2 separate regions of the Homo sapiens genome follow, and region 2 is linked to region 1. Evidence: chromatin loops called from intact Hi-C (ENCODE). Cell type or tissue: Caco-2. All regions are shown on one strand. Links, peaks and the distances in the headings refer to the core of each region. The heading gives the core; the rest is flanking DNA. Region 1 overlaps UGT8 (UDP glycosyltransferase 8). Region 2 has its middle 180 kb from the start of UGT8.

Region 1 (2,824 bases), core at 38-2,537:
TGCATTTTTGGAAAATTTATTATTTATTTTTAGGCTCTTTATTTCCCCAGTCTTCAGGGAGGAAGTAGGGCAGAGGCAGTATTAATGTGCTGTTAATGAAGCTCATGAATCTGAAATGGACTATGAACTTCTGAGGAGGAAACCATATCTTGCTCTCTTATATTCCTGACACCTGGTGCCTGGCACATAGAAGGTGACCAGCAAAAGTTTGTTAACTGATATTGAATTATTGATGAAATGAATATGCATGCAGGTTAAACAAGATCTGCACTGCGCTCTGTCTTTGTTGGTAATATCAGTGGACTTCAAAAGGGAATATAGCTACCAGAATTATTTTGGAAATTAATTTGGAAATGTAGTAAGTATTACATTTTCTTTGCTGGAGTATTAATGAAGACCATAGGTTAATGGATTAGAAGTAGGTTATTTGGTATTATTGGCCTCAACTTTATCCACTCTCGTATTTTCTTAGAAGAGATAACTTAATGTGTTTAAAGTCACAAAGTAGGTATTCAGTGACTGTTGGTTATGTTCTATTCTCCCTGATCTTTATGAGAAAAAAAAAATGTTAGGGACCTCATGTGGATCTCTTAGTGCTGTTTTTCAGATTCCATTTATGACTCTTGAGAAAGAAACCAAATGAAGATGCATTAGAGACATTTCAGCCCCTAGAGCTGCAAAATCTACCCTAGTAACGTTTAAGCAACCACCTATTATACCTATAGTTGAGGAATTCAGACAGAATAGCAGGAACAACTTTTCTGTGCTCTATACTGTCTGGGGAATCAGCTAGAACACTTGAGAGCTAGAGGCTGGAATCATCCTCAGGCTTGTTCAGTCTCATGTTTGACAGTTAAAATTAGCTGTTGGCTGAGACTTTAGTTGAGCTAGTAGCTACAACACCTTCCCTTGTCTTCATGTTGCCTTCTTTACTGATATGGCATAGTGTTTGGAAAAGAAGGGTGCATTTTGCAAGAGAGAGAGAAGTAGGTGTCAAGTGTATCTTTTGTTATCTAACCTTAGAACTCACATAGGATTACTTCTTCTGTAATCAGTTGACCAGAGAAGTCACGAGTCAGCCAAAGCTTACCTGCCCAAGTTTATACAGTGTGGACGTAGCACCTCTTGATGGGGACTTTCTGAAAACACATGTGGGACTGGAAATACTAATTTAGCTGTTTATGGGAACATACAGTCTGCCACACAATATAATTCCTATGTCTTTTGCAATGGCTTTATAATTTTCAAGTATGACTGATAACTTATATTTCCCTACATTGTTTTTACAAAATAGACCACTTACCAATTCCCGGTACCTAGTTTTTTGTTTTTTGTTTTTTTTTTTGTAAAGTAATTTGCAGCTTATTATGTTATTTAGATGCTGAAATTGATGGAGGGAAGTTTAAATTTAAAAATAAAAATCGATTATCTAGATTTTTCCACAATAAACTTTTATTTATTTAGTTTGCATCATCCAGAATCCTGGGATATTTGTTTTTGTTTGTTTTGTGTGTTTTTTCTCTAAAACAGTTTATTTGGGAATAGCAAGGGTCTGCAATGCTGGATATGCATGCCATTGCAGACCATGGATGCATCTGTGAGGGGTTTGGAGTAAGGGGAAGCTTTTAGAGACAAAAAGAAGTCCACATAAGTTGTTTTGAAACAAAGATTATTGGTTACAGGGGCTTATTCTAGGTGGTGGTGTTTGTTACTTGGTGGTAATGCTTGTTGATAGTAAACCATGTTTCTCATGTGGAATTGTTAAATTGAAAGCTGTCTTTTTTTATTTAATTTTTCTTTTGTAATATAACAATCCCCAACTACATTATTTTTAAAACAATATTAAGTCTGCAGGAAATTTGCAAACTCAGTTCAAAGTTATTTTTTTTACCAGAACCATCTGACAATAAGATTTCTATATGATACCCTGTCACCCTCCAAAACATTGATATATATTTTGTGCACATGAGGGCATTTTTCTGCATAATCACAATACAAACCATAAAAATAAGGAAATTAACAATGATATATTACTACCATCTAAGTTTTACACCTCAATGAAGTTTTGTGAGAGCCACTAATAATGTCCTTAATAAGGAAAGGATCCAGTTCAGAATTATCAGTGGCCTTTATTTGCTATGTCTTTAGGCTCCTTCTTGAACACTTACTCAGTGTTTCTTAGATTCTCATTGTTTTGATGTTGTTGAAGGATATCGGCCTGTTGTATAGAATGTCCCTCAATTTGGGTTTATCATTTGTTCCTCATAATTGGATTCAGGTTTTGCATCCTTACAGGAATATCACAGAAGGGATGCTATATTCTGCATGTTGCATCTGATTAGGTGGTACGTGATTTTGACTTGCTTCATTATTGATGATGTCCACTTTAATCGTTTGATTAAGGTGTTACTTACAAGACTTCTTTGCTGTCACATTACTAATTTTACTTGGTAGTCAGAATTGGAAGCTATGTAAATATTTCTCATCAGTCTCTGTGTCTTTATGGCATAATACTGATTATCATGAAAAAAATTGAGTGTTTTCTTTTTGTTTTTGTTTTTTTTTCTGGAAAGAAAGGAGGCAGACAGATTAGCTAGCAAGACTGCCTTTCTTTTGTTTATGTAGGTCACATAATTTAGTAGCTAAGCTTGATTTTTGAAAGGAGACATTTCTTTAAAGTGCTCAATAATTTGTTTAAAGTTCTAGGGAAACGACAGTGTTATTTATCCTGTTAACTGAATGGCAAAATAAAGCAGTGTACTTGCTGTTTATCCTTTCAAAGACTTAGATTACTATTAGCTTTCTTGATTTATTAAAAGAAATA
Region 2 (2,824 bases), core at 17-2,516, 240 kb before region 1:
TTTGGGAGACTGTTGGGAAGGAATGATTGGTTTTGAAATGTCAGGACATGAGATTTGGGAGGGGCCAGGGGCTGAATAATATGATTTGGCTATGTCCTCACTCAAAGCTCATCTTGAATTGTAATTCTGACAATTCCCACATGTTGTGGGAGGAACCCAGTGGGAGGTAATTGAATCATGAAGGAACGTCTTTCTCATGCTGCTGTCATGATAGTGAATAAGTTTCATGAGATCTGATGGTTTCATTTTATTATTATTATTATTTTTTTTTTTTGAGATGGAGTCTCGCTCTGTCGCTCAGGCTGGACTTCAGTGGCACAATCTCGGCTCACTGAAAGCTCTGCCTCCCAGGTTCACGCCATTCTCCTGCCTCAGCCTCCCATGTAGCTGGGACTACAGGTGCCCACCAGGACGCCCAGCTAATTTTTTGTATTTTTTTAGTAGATACAGGGTTTCACCATGTTAGCCAGGATGGTCTCGATCTGCTGACCTCGTGATCCGCCTGCCTCAGTTTCCCAGAGTCCTGGGATTACAGGCGTGAGCCACCACACCCAACCAAGATCTGATGGTTTTAAAAACAGGAATTTCCCTGCAAAAGCTCTCTCTTTGCCTGCTGCCATCTATGCAAGATGTGAGTTGCTCCTCCTCCCTCCATGATTGTGAGGCTTCCCTAGTCATGTGGTACTGTAAGTCCATTAAACTTCTTTCTTTTGTAAATTTCCCAGTCTCAGTTATGTCTTTATAAGCAGCATGGAAACAAATAATACACCATTCTTAAGAAAAAGAATCAAAATTGCCAATACAAAATTAAGAACAGGAATCTGAGAGCCCCTAACCTTAAGCTTCATTTGCTTTATGGGAAAATTGCCTGACTTTAATTTTTCTCTTTTAATACGATTTCTATCTTCCTCTTTTATTTGCTTTACTAATGTTTGCCCTTTATTAAAGTTGTCATGCATCATAATTTTAATTTTTTTTTAAATGTTATTTTTGCCTCCTGACAAGGAAACAAGAAGTTAAAGGGCCATACTAGAAGTCCCAGAACAGAGAGCCAAGTTTTGGATAAAATGAATTAATAACATTTTCAGAGAAGTGTTTTCTTAATTTAAAAAAATAAAGTCTTATATTCCATTTAAATGACATCTTTGAAACTGATGCCATATAGTTTTCTATACTAGATGTCTGTTTTTATTTAAAATGTTTCCTCCCTTAAGACCACATGATGGCAACATAACCCCTACAGACAGCTTTGTTCCTGAGCCCCTTCATCTTGGGTAATGCTTAAAGGAAATCCAATTTCCATTCTCTCAGGTATCAAGAGCTTACCTGTCAGGTAGTTTGCCAGAATTTTGCGTGAGGGGATTTAGTTTTCTTTTCATTTTACTATAGTTTATCTATAACAGATCAGGATTTTTAAAACTTTAATCATAATTTTCGCATTACTTTTAAAAAAATAATAATTCTGTTGTCGTTAAACAAACTGGCCCAGGTAAAACTTTCTAGAACCAAGAGCCTTTATTAAGACAAAAGATATTTATTGTAATATGAAATTATAAAAACACTAATATGACAAAAATTATTTAGTCTCCCTCTCCCCAAAGTTTGTATAATACCTCCTCTCCAACCATTATCTGAAGTATATTTGAACAATTAAGGGAAAAAAGCTTAAAATAAAAATATAGTAGGTCAAAGAAACATTAACCACAAAGAGAAATATAAATTTGCAAGTATAACAAGTGCTGTAAAGAAAAGTGCATGGTATTTTGAGATCCTATACAGCACTCATTTTTCATTTCTACAACCTCTTTCTTCTGTAATAGGGGGAAGATTAGTCAAAAGTTGGTTGCTTAAAGAAATGCTGATTTTACTGAAATCTGAAGGATTAGATAGCACTGAACAGTTCAAAATGAAGTTCAAGAGGAAAAGTAGAACAATAGAACATTAAAAGTTCTGTGGTTAGACCAGGATTAAATTGATAAAGGTTTTAGGAAATCAGGGGTGCAGGGCATTCTCAGACAACCCCCAAATAACAGACAAGTTATTGCAACTTGGATTTTCTAACATAAAGGAATAAATGTACAATGATTAATGTGCTTTTTTTTGGTTTTTGGGAGGATCATATTCTAAAACCAGGAATTCTGATAAAGCTAGCTTTGAATAGGCCCTAGGGCAAGAAAAAGTTCTCAACAGGTCCAAAATGTGATTAAGCAGCTGGCTTCTTTGGCCATACGACCTGAAAGAGCCCATGACAGAACACATATCTACAGCAGAAAAAGTCACCATTTTGAGCCCTAATAGGAAAGTTCTAATGCAGATCCTTTGCTCTAGACAGGGTCATGTCATGTGCAACAGAATAGCGTCTCTCTGCATTATATTGGGTTTTAGTAGAAATAACCTGACTAGCCATTTGAACATCAAATAACTATGTGGCCGTAAGATTGTATCATGAGCAAATTACTATTAGATTCACTAAGGCAGGCAGAACCAGCATAATCTCATAGTAAAATGGAAGTGGTACATCTGTGACTAGGTCCAAAAATGTCTGAGGGCACAGGTTAGCTGAATAAGTGGTGACAATGTCCTTCATGACACTTACCTCTCTTGTACCGATACCTGTTCTTTGGTACGACTCATCCATGGTCTTACGGGGGTTTCTTATCACTAGCTGATGGAGGCAAAAAAAAAAAAAAAAAAAAGCTCAAGCTTACTGCACCTGTCATGGTTGACCTGTCATGTAGGAGCAAGTTGAAAACTGTAGCATTATTCAACTACCCTACTCCAGCCCCTTTTTGGAGTACACATGAAAGAAGTAAAAGAAGTGACA

The links. Peaks named below come from ENCODE experiments on the same cell type or tissue, not always from the same donor. Only the 100,000 strongest peaks of a DNase experiment are listed, where the experiment ranks them.
Region 2: a loop joins it to region 1, with 14 times the contacts of the local background. A loop is called at or near these places in 8 of 110 quality-filtered maps.

What each region holds. Positions count from the first base shown.
Region 1 is chr4:114,653,733-114,656,556 of GRCh38, forward strand. All of the region lies in intron 2 of UGT8 (UDP glycosyltransferase 8), which reads left to right. Among named protein-coding and RNA genes, the nearest start is that of MIR577, 1.6 kb to the right of the region's middle. In Caco-2, for the core only: no CTCF peak of the experiment used is centred there; a DNase peak (open chromatin) is centred at 1,089.
Region 2 is chr4:114,416,185-114,419,008 of GRCh38, forward strand. No RefSeq gene overlaps it. Among named protein-coding and RNA genes, the nearest start is that of UGT8, 180 kb to the right of the region's middle. In Caco-2, for the core only: no CTCF peak of the experiment used is centred there; no DNase peak of the experiment used is centred there.